Linked DNA regions of Homo sapiens: all the other regions are linked to region 1. The links are chromatin contacts, found by Hi-C or POLR2A ChIA-PET in ENCODE. All regions are on one chromosome and are shown on one strand. Each heading gives the region's core, a stretch centred on a gene start or an enhancer-like site at or near the end of the contact. The rest is flanking DNA. Distances are from core to core; before and after follow the strand shown. Region 1 holds the start of LINC03099 (long intergenic non-protein coding RNA 3099). Region 2 has its middle 25 kb from the start of LINC03053. Region 3 has its middle 83 kb from the start of MIR1587.

Region 1 (4,319 bases), core at 1,063-3,562:
ATTCTTTCAGGTTGTTTCCTGCCCCAACAACTGTATGTAAAACAACTGGCTGAGAGCTTGTACAAATTAGGGTGGCTTGTCACAGGGTTTCTATCACATTTAGTCACCTCTGAAAAAAGAGACCCGTTTTTGTAAAACACCTAGCAGACCGGGCGCCGTGGCTCACGCCTGTAATCCCAGCACTTTGGGAGGCCGAGGCGGGCAGATCACGAGGTCAGGAGATTGAGACCATCCTGGCTAGTACAGTGAAACCCAGTCTCTACTAAAAATACAAAAAATTAGCCGGGCGTGGTGGTGGGCGCTTGTAGTCCCAGCTACTCGGGAGGCTGAGGCAGGAGAATGGCCTAAACCCAGGAGGTGGAGCTTGCAGTGAGCCGAGATAGTGCCACTGCACTCCAGCCTGGGCGACAGAGCGAGACTCCGCCTCAAAAAGAAAAAAGAAAAAGAAAAACACCTAGCATACATAAAGGGCTTTACCATCTCATTTCATTCCATCAATGAGCAAATGGGGGTTACCCTGACAGCAGTTGGAGTTCAATTGCAGGGAAGAGAGAACCTCTCCAGCTATTTTAAGCAAGAAGAGATTTAACACAGGAAATTAGGTGCTGACAAAATTATTGGAAGGGTGCAGGAGGAGCAGTCTCTGGACTCCCAAAACAACACCACTGAACTGGTCTGCCAAGACTACTGCCATCTCTGCCACCATCAGGAAGGTGAGGCGTGAGGGAGCCTGCCTCTAGAAATGTAGATTTCCAGAGTGCACTACCATAGCTGCGATCCAAGGATCAGGAAGCCACTGCCACCACAACCCCTCTCAACACCCACAAAGCCGGTAACTGAGCAAACACTAGAATGTTGTTACACACACACACACACACACACACACACACACACACACACCTCTAGCAGGTACAGCCAGACTTCACACGATTGCATCTAACTGGTGAAACTGAATTCTCATCCACAGTCCCAGCTGCAAAGGTGTCTGGGAAATCCAGTTTTTAGCCTTCCAGTCTCTGCAGACCATGGGGGCACCATAGGACGAGGTTGGAAGGGAGGCTGTGTGCCTGCCACCATGCCTACATTTTGCAGATAAGGAAACTAAGGTTCAGAGAGGTTAAAGAACACATCCAAGGGCACATGGCTGGTAAACCCCAATCTCCCTGACTCCAAAACCCATACTTTCAATCATTATATTGAGCAAACAGCCCCATTCCATTTGGGGCTTTGGCAGTCTTGGGGCATCTTTCGGCCAGAGGGCCCACACGACAGCAGAAGCTAGCACACACCTTCTGCATGCTCAAAGGCTGGACAGTGGGCACTGAGGCACAACTGAGGCCCCGGGGTTGTGAATAGCTTATCTCAGGTTGACAGACAGAGGAGACTCATAATCGAACCCAGGGTTCCTAACTCCACGTATACTTCCTGACCTCACCTCCCTGCCCCCCGACATCGACATCTGGAGGAGGGGGAATACACACGCAGGCTGTCTCTGGAGACATGTTTCTTCAACACTCAGCTGCCCTGCATTTTTCTAGGTGAGGTATCTAGCCTCCAGCCTCTCCTCCCACGTTTGGAGAATCCTTCATCTTCCTAGTTGCCTCCCACCAGAAAAGCTAAAAATCCCAGATAGGGGCACTTTCCCAGCCGCCATTGCAGTTGGTATAGGCTCTTACCTTAGGCTCAATCCATCAGATGCCCCCATCAAAGGCTTGGAGTTGGGAACTAATAATACAGAGATGCAAGGAGCACAGAAGTCCATTCTGGTGGATGGTGGCAGTCGCCAAGTCAATGGCATTCCAGTTCCTGGGGCGACAGGGACCATATCCACGTCCCAAGGTGGCAGTGTATGCCAGGGAGTCCTGGATTTGGCAGCGAGGTCATCCCTGGATTGCCTGACTTTGGCTGTGGTCCTGACTGCTGTGCAGCCTCCTTGGTCGACTCACCAACTGTATTCTTCAGCCCTCTTGGTTATTTTGTGAGTTCCCCAAGATCCTTTTGATAAAGTCCTTTTCTGCTTAAATAAGCCAGAATTGTTTCCTGTTGCTTGGGAGCCAAGAGCTCCGGCTGTTACAGCTGAGCCGCTAGATTTTGCCTGGCTTCCCTCAGCGAGACCACACAGGACACTGCTAATTCTTGGATCCCTCAGGCATCCCAGTCCACTTCCTGGGAGCTCCCATATCCCAGGACCTTGGCCTGCTGATCTTACATTAAGAGAACTGGCCTGGTCTGACAGAGGGTCCCACATCCATCCTGGACAGCTTCATGGTGATGTTCCTGGGTCCCATCTCAGACTCTCCCCATCAAAGGCTTTCTCATTGACCATGACCTTTCCCTAGGCACAAGTGAGAGCTCCTCCCTCCCCGCTGCCCCACACCTCCCCACAGTCACCAGTTTGGCATCCAGAAAACATTTCCTCCTTCTCCAGAGACCTTGCTCTTTGTCAGCCTTCACTCCTAGCTGAAGCAAAACAGCTGTGGGCCCTGCTCAGACTCCAAAAATGCAGGCTGGGAGCTCTGGGGCCTCTGCAAGAATAATGGCTGAAAGCAGTGCCCCAGGTTCAAGGCCCCGGCTTTGCTGTCAAGATAGGGTGTGAATAAATGGCTTACTCTCTTGGGGCCTTGAAAAGAGAGGAGAGTGAGGGCCTAGCCATAGCAAAGCGAGCACTGCTCACTGTCAACACTGAACTGGAAGCAGGGAAGGACTGTGAGGAGGGCGTTCCTCACCTAGGTTTGGGGCCTGGGGTCAAAACAGTGGGCGGAATTGCCCGGGGCGTCATCCAGCCAGAGGCAGATAGGAGCAGGAAGGGCTTGGGTTCCCACAGGCAGCACTGTGGGACCAGCTCAAATCAGCTTCTGGCTGAGTGTAGACAGGGGTCAGGGGAGGGGGCCCATCTCAGGGGACGGCCCAGCTGGTAGGCAGACCGGAAGTCCACTGGGATGACGACAGCGTGCTGTAAACTTGGGCTTATCTCAAGGATGTTGCCTTTGTTCTCGTGATCCCTCGCTTTCCCAATAAAAGTACCCTTGAAAATTGAGCTGAGGCCCAGAAGGGCATGTGGGTCATGAGGCCCACAGAGCCAGGCTGCTGCTGCTGCAGGAGGGGTCAGAAGGGATGGGGCCACCACCGACCTGGCTGGGACTCTGGAGGAAGCAGGAGTAGCTCTCTGCAGTCAACATGGAGGAGTAAAGGGCAGGGGGAGCCCAGCAGAAGAAGGGTGCTTCTCTCCCCTCTGTTGGGAGCAGGAGAGGTACGATGAGAACATCACAGAGAGTACCAGGGACACGGGTGGGCTGGAGACAAGATGGAAAATCGCCTAACCACTAGGCTCAGGCAGTGGAACCACAAACGCCAGCCTCAACCAATACTTGAGGAAGGAGCGTGGATCTGGAGTCGGACAGGCTTGGGTTCAAATCCCAGCTATACCAGTCAATGGCTGTGGCATCCGAGGCAAGCCTTTGTGGCTGGACTGTTACACAGGCAGCCCTCAAGGAGCCGTACCTCCCACATCCCATGTATTGACTCTGAGTTTGGCCATGTGACTTTCTTTGGCTAATGGAATATTAATGAGCATGACGAAAAGCAGAGGAAGGATAATTGCTCACATATTGAGGCTTGTCCTCTTGGAACACTCCCTCCTGAAGCCCAGCTGCCATACTTGAAGATGCCCAAGCCAGCCAGATGAAAAGGTCGTGAAGAAGAGAGCTCAGGCCACCCAGCCAACAGCCAGCACCAAGGCCCTAGTCATGTGAGAGGCCTTCTTTGACCTTCCAGCCCAATCTAGCTGCCAATTGATTGTATCCCCATGAGAGATCCAGCTGACACCATATGGAACCCAAGAACCACCCAATCAATCTACAGAATTATGAGAAATTATCATTAATTGTCATTTTAAGCCACTAAGATTTGGGGTGGTTTTTGCACAGCAAAAAGGAACTGAAACACTGGTGAACCTTTCTGAACCTCTGTGGCCCCCTCCACAAAATGGGGTGATAATATTTGCTGCCAAAAGTTAGGAGTAAATTTAAGACACAATAATGATCATTTATGGAGTGCCTGCTGTGTTTCAGGTACTGTGGGAGATGCGGAATGTATGCCATTTAAAGCAGAACTCAGAGGTGTTAAGTAACTTGTCCAAGGTGGCCCAGCCAGGGTCAGAGCTGGGACTCTAACCCAGTTCTCTTGGATTTTAACAACTGTGATCTAGCAGGGCATCCTCTATCGGCACCGGTGAATGGATCACCTTCCAGGAAAGCACCAAACTGTCACACCTTTCTTTCCTTTTTTTTTTTTTTTTTTTGAGATGGAGTCTCACTTTG
Region 2 (3,869 bases), core at 849-3,348, 280 kb after region 1:
GATTCCTCAGCTTGGGTTCATGCCACTTTGCCTCCCAAGGAAAAGACCAGAAGGAATTGGGCATGAACTCAAAGACCAGGGGATGAAACAAGTGTGTGTGTGTGTGTGTGTGTGTGTGTGTGTGTTTATGTGTGTGTGTGTGTTTTACCTGAAGGAAGGAGGAAGCAACAAGAAAAAAAAAGTCAGAAATTTGGGTTTTCATATTCCTTGGCCTCATGGGAAATTCATACTAGAGCTTTCCTGGTCAAAGTACCCACCAACTGGCCTGTTACTTTATCTTTGAAATGAGAATAATGAAGGTAGGTTTTGTAGAATGCTAGTAGTGAAGTTAAAAACACTTCTTGCTAAAATCATATTTATGACTACATTCGTGGTTCTGAGAATCTGGATATGGAGAATGACTGGTCACTGAGGTCCTCCCTTTTGTCCTCACCCCTTACAGTCTGTTCTGGAAACAACAGCCAGAGGTATCCCCTGAAACCCGAGTCAGATCCTGTCCCTTTTGGCACACAATTCTCCAGAGCCTTCCTGTGTTATATGAGTGAAAGTCAAGGGTGTTAGGAAGGCCCTGGCTGGTCTGGTTCCTGCCCCCTCCCTTCTCTGAGCTCAAGGCCACTCACCTCCCCTCCCTTCCTCCCTTTCAGCCACATGGGCTGCTTTGCCGTTCCTGGAATACACTGAGCTCACTCCTCCCTCAGGGCCTTTGCACTGGCTATTCCCTCTGCTGTTATGCGGTTCCCTGGCCTGCTCTTTCTGTATTGTCTGCAGGGCTCCTTCCTGCACTGCTCAAGGTCTTTGTTGAAGTGTCAACTTCTCAGCAAGTAAGTCCCTGGTCACGCTTTTGAAAACTGCATCCTTTCCCCAAACCCCAGCTCCTATATTCCCTGTCTCCTTTTCTCCTTCCCACTCACTACCATAAAACTACATGTTTGGCTTATTTGTTTGCTACCTTTCTTTCCCACAAAAATGTAAGCTCTTGACTGCAGGGATTTTTTTTTTTTTAAATCTGTTTTGTTCACCACAGTTTCCCAGGGCCCACAACAGCGAGTGACATACAGCAAGTGCTGGGTGATTATTCGTTGCATAACGAATGACTGAGCCAGCGAATGACGGGTTGGAAGGATTAAATGAGACCATGCGTGCGAGGCACAGAGTGGGGGCACAGTGGCCTGATTTTCTGAGGGTATGGCCTCGGGCTCATGCCTGCCTTGGCCCAAGGATCCCCTTTCTCTCCCAGGACCCCTTGTGGTTTGAACGCCAGTGGCCATGCTGTCAGAGCAGCCCTCAGTTGGCCAGGCTTTTGCTGGATTTTCAATAAGTGATTTCCCTCCATGGACAGAGCAAGAATCACTTAAAATCATTCATGAGAAACTCATGGCTGTGATTTCTGCAGGCGGCTTTGCAGGCCATGAGAGCCTGCGAGGGTTTGTGGGGTGAGCAAGGGGAGGTGACAAACAGAGAGCGAAAAACATTCAGCCTGCTTCTCTGTGGCCTCCCGCCTCCTCTTTTTTCCTGAGACTTGGGTCAGAATAACTGTTTTGGGCAGGAAAAGCTGCTAGGGTGAACGCCGAGGCCCAGCCATGCTCCAGTCTTGGACTTTAGCCCCCACAGTAGGGGATGTGGTTGTGGCAGACCCAGCTCCCCACTGCCCCGCTCTGTCTTCCCAGGCTGGGAAGCTGCTCCCTTAAGCCTCATCCTGGAGCTTGGTTGCCTTGGTTCCCTAGCTACATGGTTGTGGGGTGGCCCCTAGGGTTCATTTCTGTAGCCCCATGTACCCTGCAACCCTCGCTAGTGGTTCAACCTGTGGGATTGGAATTTTGCCAGGGGACATCTCTGCTCCTCCTGGTGGCTTGTCTTGACCTGCTCTTTGTAGCAGACACTTTTGGTGCCCCACCCGCCTGCCTGTAGCCTCAAACACCCATGCCTCGGCCTGAGGGAGTTTTGCTGGCTGTGCACTCTTTCAGCACGCAGGGCAGGCCAGAAATGCAGCCGTGACGGGGGGATCAGCAGATAAATACTCCAGCTGCCTCATCCTTCTGTTGGGGAAACTTTGAGGCGTGTTCTACGCCGTCTCCCAGAGATCCCTGGTAGGATTGAGCCCCAGTTGCCCACAGTAACAGCTGCCTTGATTACATAAGCTTTCTTGGCTTCCTTCCCTTCTCTGCTGGCTTCCTTGCTTCCTTTCCTGGGATCATTCTGATTGGGGTGGAATAGCGATGGTTGCAAATTCTTTGTCATCCCCCCTACTAAGAGATAGGGTGTTGTTATGGATTGAATTGTGTCCCACAAAAAGATATGTTGAGGTCTCAATCCCCAGTACCTGTAAATATGACTTCGTTTGGAAACAGGCTGTTTGCAGATGTAATCAAGTTAAGATGAGGTCATACTGGATTAGGGCGAGCAGCCCTGAATCTAATGACGAATGTACTTGTTAGAAGAGGAAATGTGGGCACAGAGACACACAAACACAAAGAGAGAAGAAGGCCATGCAAAGAGGCAGAGACAGATGCACAGACATACCACGTGACTGCAGAGGTGGAGATGAGGTGATGCTGCTGAAACCGAGGAATGCCAAGGATTGCTGGCAACCACAGAAGCCAGGAAAGAAGCCTGGGACAGATTCTTCCTCAGAACCCCCATGGAGGAACCAACCCTGTTGACCTCTTGGATTCAGACTTCTGGCCTTCAGAACTGTGAAAGAATGAATTTCTATTGTTTAAAGTCACTCAGTATTAGCCAGGCGTGGTGGCTTATGCCTGTAATCCCAACACTTTGGGAGGCTAAGGTGGGTGGATCACTTGAGGTCAGGAGTTCGAGACCAGCCTGGCCAACATGGTGAAACCCCGTCTCTACTAAAAATACAAAAATTAGCCGGGCATGATGGCGGGCGCCTGTAATCCCAGCTACTCGGGAGGCTGAGGCGGAGAATCGTTTGAGCCCAGGAGTCGGAGGTTGCAGTGAGCCGAGATCACACCACTACACTCCAGCCTGTACGACAGAGCAAGACACTGTCAAAAAAAAAAAAAAAATAAGCCACTCAGTCTGTGTGGCACTTTACTAAGGCAGCCCTAGCAAACTAACAAAGTGTCTTTCTCCATTCCTTTGAATCTGGGCTGGGCCTGGGATGGTTTTGAGCAATAGCACGTGGCAACATGATGCTGTGCTGGTTCTAGGCCTAGACCTTTAGAGGCATGGTGGCTTCCACTTCATCTGCCTTGGAACCCAGTCACTGTGCTGTTGGGGGAGTCCAGGCAACCGCATGGAGAGGCCTGCATAGCCGCTGTCAAGCTGCCAGGCAACAGCCTGCACCAACTTGCTAGCTCTTTAGAAAACAATTCTTCCAGCCCCACTTGAGCTGCCCTAGCTGATGCTCAAGTTGTAAAATTGTGAGCAAATAATGGTTGTTTGTTTTAAGCCACCAAGTGTTGGGGTGGTTCATTGCCCAGCAATAGATAACTGAAACATGTATGCACTATTTGCACTGGAATCCTTGTCTTAACGTATTCCTCTGGGGGAACACTCCAAAAAACTTATTCTGCTATGGTTTGAATATTTTTGTCCCCTCCAAAAGTCATGTTGAAACGTAATGGCCAATGCAATAGTGTTGGGATGTGGGTCCTAATGAGACGTGTGTAAGTCATGAGGGCTCCATTCTCACGAATGGATTATGTTGTTATAAAAAGGGCTTGCAGGAGTAGGTTCCTCTCTTTTCTGCTCTTCCACTCTGTGAAGACACAGAAAGAAAGCCCTCGTCAGATGCCGGTGCCTTGATTTTGGACTTTCCAGCCTCCAGAACTGTGAGAAGTAAATTTCTGTTCATTATAAATTACTCAGTGTCAGGTATTCTGTTATAGCAACAGAAAGCTAAG
Region 3 (4,268 bases), core at 66-2,565, 510 kb after region 1:
ATCTAACCGTAGAGGTTTGGGCTTGTGTTTTATGTTGTGTTTTTTTCTGCTTCATTTTTCCAGCAAATCATTTTTATTGTACTTTACAGAAGTATCTGTCCATAACGGATTGGAATTAATTAACAAACAAACACAAACAAGACTGGTCCTACATCCGTAGCTTCTTTGAGAAACAATGCTTTTGGCCGTGCCATTTCAAGTCAAGAAGAGAGATTCTGAAAAATATGAAAACATCTAAGGCTTGCCCCAGTCTGGGCAAAACGCATGAGCACTCACGCCTGAGGGGCCGGACTAACTTGGAAGGCATGGGTTATCATTTCTTTGTGTCCTCAGATTTCCCAGTGTCCACCCTGCCATAGGGAAGTCGGGGGGCAGGCATTCGTGGGGGACCTGGGGCTAAGTCATCCCATCTCCTGGCGCCCCAGTTTCCTCTCCTGCAACTGGGTCACCGGCAAGTGGGTCAGAGGTGCAGTTCTTCCCTGATGTGGCTGCTGCCTGCTCCGAAGAAGCAGATCTTTGTCAGCCTCCAGAGCTGCAGAAGGACACTATCTTGGGCATGAATATCCCACAGCAGCAGTGCTTTTCTTCTCTCTCCGCCGGACCTGGCTCATTCTTGTCTGGCAGAGGAACAAGCGATTTCTTTTTATGAGCCTGCAAACCTCCAGCCTCCCAGCCTCCCAGCTGGCTGGGTGCCAGGGCTGGGCCTGACACACAGGCTGACGTCCCCACCCAGACCCATGGTCCTGGCTGCTCCGAATTCTGGAGCGTCTGAGTCACCATGCCTGAGCCGGCGGCGTCTCCATGAAAGAGTTCAGAAGAATAAAGGAACAGGCTCTCCTATGGGCCTGCTGATAGCAATCTATCAGCATGACTACATTTTGGCCTCCTTTTTTTGCTGCCTCTAATCCAGCAAAGCAGGCTGTGGGTGTCTGATGGTGAACTGCCTAGCAGGGGAGGGAGTCCATCAGAGTTCCCTTCCCAAAGGCGATCGTGTGGGGAGTGTAAACCTCCCTCTGTCCTTCCCCCACAGTACTGTTGGTTTCTGCGCATGATGGAGTAGGGTGGGAGAAGGAGGCTTTTCTGGCTCGTTTGTCCGGGATCCTGAGACTACCCGGCCTCCACTGAGACGTGTGCAGGCCAGAGGGGCACCATCCACCTGCAAGACTACGGTGTCTGGAGGCGCTTGGCTGATTAGCCCTGCGGCTGGCCCCCAGTTTAATGAGCGTGGCGCCTGGTGTGCAGCTCAACCCCTGCTTGTTTAGACAGCCTTGCTGGCTGTGCCACGTGTCCCCTGCACCAGGCCGAGGAGGGGCAGCCCCCTGAGAAAGCCTGTTCCTTTATTCTTTCAGAACTGAGCCCCGGCTGCCCCGGCTTGGGTCAAAAGGCCTGCTGGGGCCTGGAGAGTCTTATTTCCTGAGGGGCTGAGGCCGGCCAAGGGGGCAACAGACAGTGGGGGACACTCGTGGATACAGGTGACAGGGCAGCAGGGGCTGCAGCCAATCTCTCCCTTCCCTGACCAGCCTCCCGGAGCTGAGTGCTGGCCGCATTGCTCTGGCCTCCCTGGGATTTCACATTTGATCGCTTTTCAGTGTGGCTGCAAAGGAAGGCTGCAGGAGCCATTTGGTGGGCACTGGCTGGGTCCGTTGTTAGCAGCATGGTGGGGGACAGAGTGGCTTTCCTAAGATGGAAAGCCTGTTGGTCCTGATTTCTGTACACTCTAAGGCCTTGGCCCTGTCTCCTCCTAGCACGGCACCCTAGGCCATCCTTGGTCCTACCTCTCCTGATGCTGCCCCTCCCCCAATATTTATGCTCCACCCGGCAGCCAGAGTGGACTTTATTTTTATTTATTTATTTATTTATTTTGAGATGGTGTCTCACTCGGTAGCGCAGGCTGGAGTGTAGTGGCATGATCTTGGGTCACTGTAACCTCTGCCTTCTGGGTTCAAGAGATTCTCCTGCCTCAGCCTTTTGAGTAGCTGGGATTACAGGCACCCACCACCACACCTGGCTAATTTTTTATATTTTTAGTAGAGATGGGGTTTCACCATGTTGGCCAGGCTGGTCTTGAACTCCTAACCTCAGGTGATCCACCTGCCTCGGCCTCCCAAAGTGCTGGGATTACAGGCATGAGCCACTGTGCCCAGCCTTAATTTTTATTTTGTAAACTTTTGATTTTGAAATAATTACAGACTTGAAAACTTGCAAAAGGAGTGCCAAGACTTCCTGAATCTACTTTCCTCAGATTCCCCCAATGTTAACATTTTTACCAATTTTTGTGTGCTTTCTCCACACACACACATTTCTGTTTTCCCTGAAGCTTTTGAGATTAAATTTTAGACATGATGCTCCTTGAACCCTGAAATATTTCAGGGTGCATTTCCTAAAAACAAAAACAACAAGGATGTTCTCTTAAATAACCACAGTACGGTTTATCAAAATTGGGAAATATACACAGATATTTACACAGATGTTACCTGATCCCCAGATCTTATTCAAATCCTGTCAGTTGCTCCACTAATGTCCTTCAAAACAAAAGAAAAGAAATATTTCTCTGGTTCAGGATCCAATTCAGAATTGCACACTGTAATCTGTTGTTGTGTGCCTGTTGTGTAATCTGTTGTTGTGTGTCCTATAATCCAGCATAGTCCCTTAGTCTATCCTTGTCTTTCATGACATGAACACTTCTGAAGAATAAGGGCTGGCGATTTCATAGACTGACCCTTAGTTGGGCTTTGTCTGATGTCTCTCGTGATCAGATTCAGATACTGCATGTTTCGCAGGAATGCCACTCAAGTGATGGGTGTCCTCCATGCATCGTATCAGGAGGCACGTGATGCCCATTTGTTCCATTACCGGTAATGTTAACATTGATCACTTGGCTAAGGTGGTGTTGGCCTGCTCTCTTCACTATGTTATTATTTTTCCCTTTAAAACTAATAGTATCTTATGGCTAGAGCAATTTTTTTTTTAAATGGCAATCTGATGACGTCACCTCCTTTCCTAACCCCAGCTGAAATCCTAACTCCTTATCTTGGTGTGCCCAGCCCTATGTGATCTGGCACCTGCTGAGCTCTGTGATGTCATCTCCTATCACATTCTTCACTCCCCCTCCTCCCACCCGGTTGGGGAACTCCAGGCACATTGGCCTTCCTGCTCTTTCTAGAACATACCTCTCTCATTCCAGCCTCAGGGCCTTTGTACTAGCTCTTCTCTTGGCCTTGAATGCTCTTCCTCCAATAATCACATGCTGGCTTCTTTGTGTCCTCCCAATCTCAGCTTACATTTCACCAGAGGGAGCTCCCCAGGCACTCCACCACAGCACCCTGGTTTGGTTCTTAGCATAGGACTTTCTACCAATTGACATTTGTACATTTATTTGTTCTTTGTCCATCTCCCGCAGAAGAAGAAAGCAGGGACCCCATGTACCTCGCTCAGTGCTGCGACTAGGTCCACAGTTGCGGAATGAATATTGATCAAAAATTTGCTGAATGAATGCAAGATGAAGGATTGCTCAGTAACGCGTTGCAAGCTGGGATCCTAACCCGGAAGTCTTGGAGTCCTGCCAGATTGTCTATGTTGGCTGCAGTGCAGCTCTGCTGGGCTTGTACTCAAACAGGGCAGATGGCAGCAGAGTAGCTAAGGGCTTCCTGCATGACTCTATTAAGGGGAGATGGAGGAAACAAGAAGTAATGATGAGATGGGGTAGGAAAGTGAAGGTGCCTTTGAGCCCTAAAGTACGGATCCTTCCCACGATATCTTCCTTCCTCCTTTCTTTCTTCCCTTCCTTCCTCCCTCCCTCCTTTCATCTCCCATCCTTCTGCCCTGTGTCACTGACCATGAAGTGAAGATGGCCTGGGGTCTTCTTTCTCCCCCAGTCCTTCTGTCTTTGTTTCTTTCAGGGAATGTGTTAGTCAGCTCTGGTTGCTATAACAAAAAATGGCAGACTGGGTGGCTTAAACAACAGTAATTTTTTTTTTTTTTTTTTTGAGACTGAGTCTTGCTCTGTCACCCAGGCTGGAGTGCAGTGGCGCAATCTCAGCTCACTTCAAGCTCCGCCTCCTGGGTTCACGCCATTCTCCTGCCCCAGCCTCCCCAGTAGCTGGGACTACAGGTGCCTGCCACCACGCCCGGCTAATTTTTTGTATTTTTAGTAGAGGCGGGGTTTCACTGTGTTAGCAAGGATGGTCTCAATCTCCTGACCTCATGATCCGCCCGCCTCTGCCTCCCAAAGTGCTGGGATTACAGGCGTGAGCCACCGTGCCTGGCAC

The links. A loop is a pair of places that touch in the nucleus more often than their neighbours do. ChIA-PET counts read pairs that join two places held with the same protein, here RNA polymerase II (POLR2A). Pooled maps may share reads with other maps.
Region 2: a loop to region 1 is called in a map of psoas muscle, with 2.9 times the contacts of the local background. The contact joins the enhancer-like site here to the promoter of LINC03099 in region 1. A Hi-C loop is called at or near these places in 1 of 168 maps with a recorded cell type or tissue (psoas muscle) and 3 of 50 pooled maps. POLR2A ChIA-PET finds 5 or more read pairs at or near these places in 1 of 52 experiments (activated naive CD4-positive, alpha-beta T cell).
Region 3: a loop to region 1 is called in a map of posterior cingulate gyrus, with 3 times the contacts of the local background. The contact joins the enhancer-like site here to the promoter of LINC03099 in region 1. A Hi-C loop is called at or near these places in 2 of 168 maps with a recorded cell type or tissue (chondrocyte and posterior cingulate gyrus) and 2 of 50 pooled maps. POLR2A ChIA-PET finds 5 or more read pairs at or near these places in 1 of 52 experiments (T-cell).

What each region holds. Positions count from the first base shown.
Region 1 is chrX:40,260,910-40,265,228 of GRCh38, reverse strand. It overlaps LINC03099 (long intergenic non-protein coding RNA 3099), which reads right to left and starts at 2,312. Exons shown (of 3, transcript NR_110386.1): 1 at 1,677-2,312.
Region 2 is chrX:39,982,525-39,986,393 of GRCh38, reverse strand. No RefSeq gene overlaps it. Among named protein-coding and RNA genes, the nearest start is that of LINC03053, 25 kb to the left of the region's middle. Within about 2 kb of position 2,098, at least 3 of the 41 ENCODE cell types and tissues checked have a DNase peak (open chromatin) inside an H3K27ac peak, as active enhancers do.
Region 3 is chrX:39,752,303-39,756,570 of GRCh38, reverse strand. No RefSeq gene overlaps it. Among named protein-coding and RNA genes, the nearest start is that of MIR1587, 83 kb to the left of the region's middle. RefSeq lists enhancers at 931-1,880, 2,726-3,925. Within about 2 kb of position 1,315, at least 16 of the 41 ENCODE cell types and tissues checked have a DNase peak (open chromatin) inside an H3K27ac peak, as active enhancers do.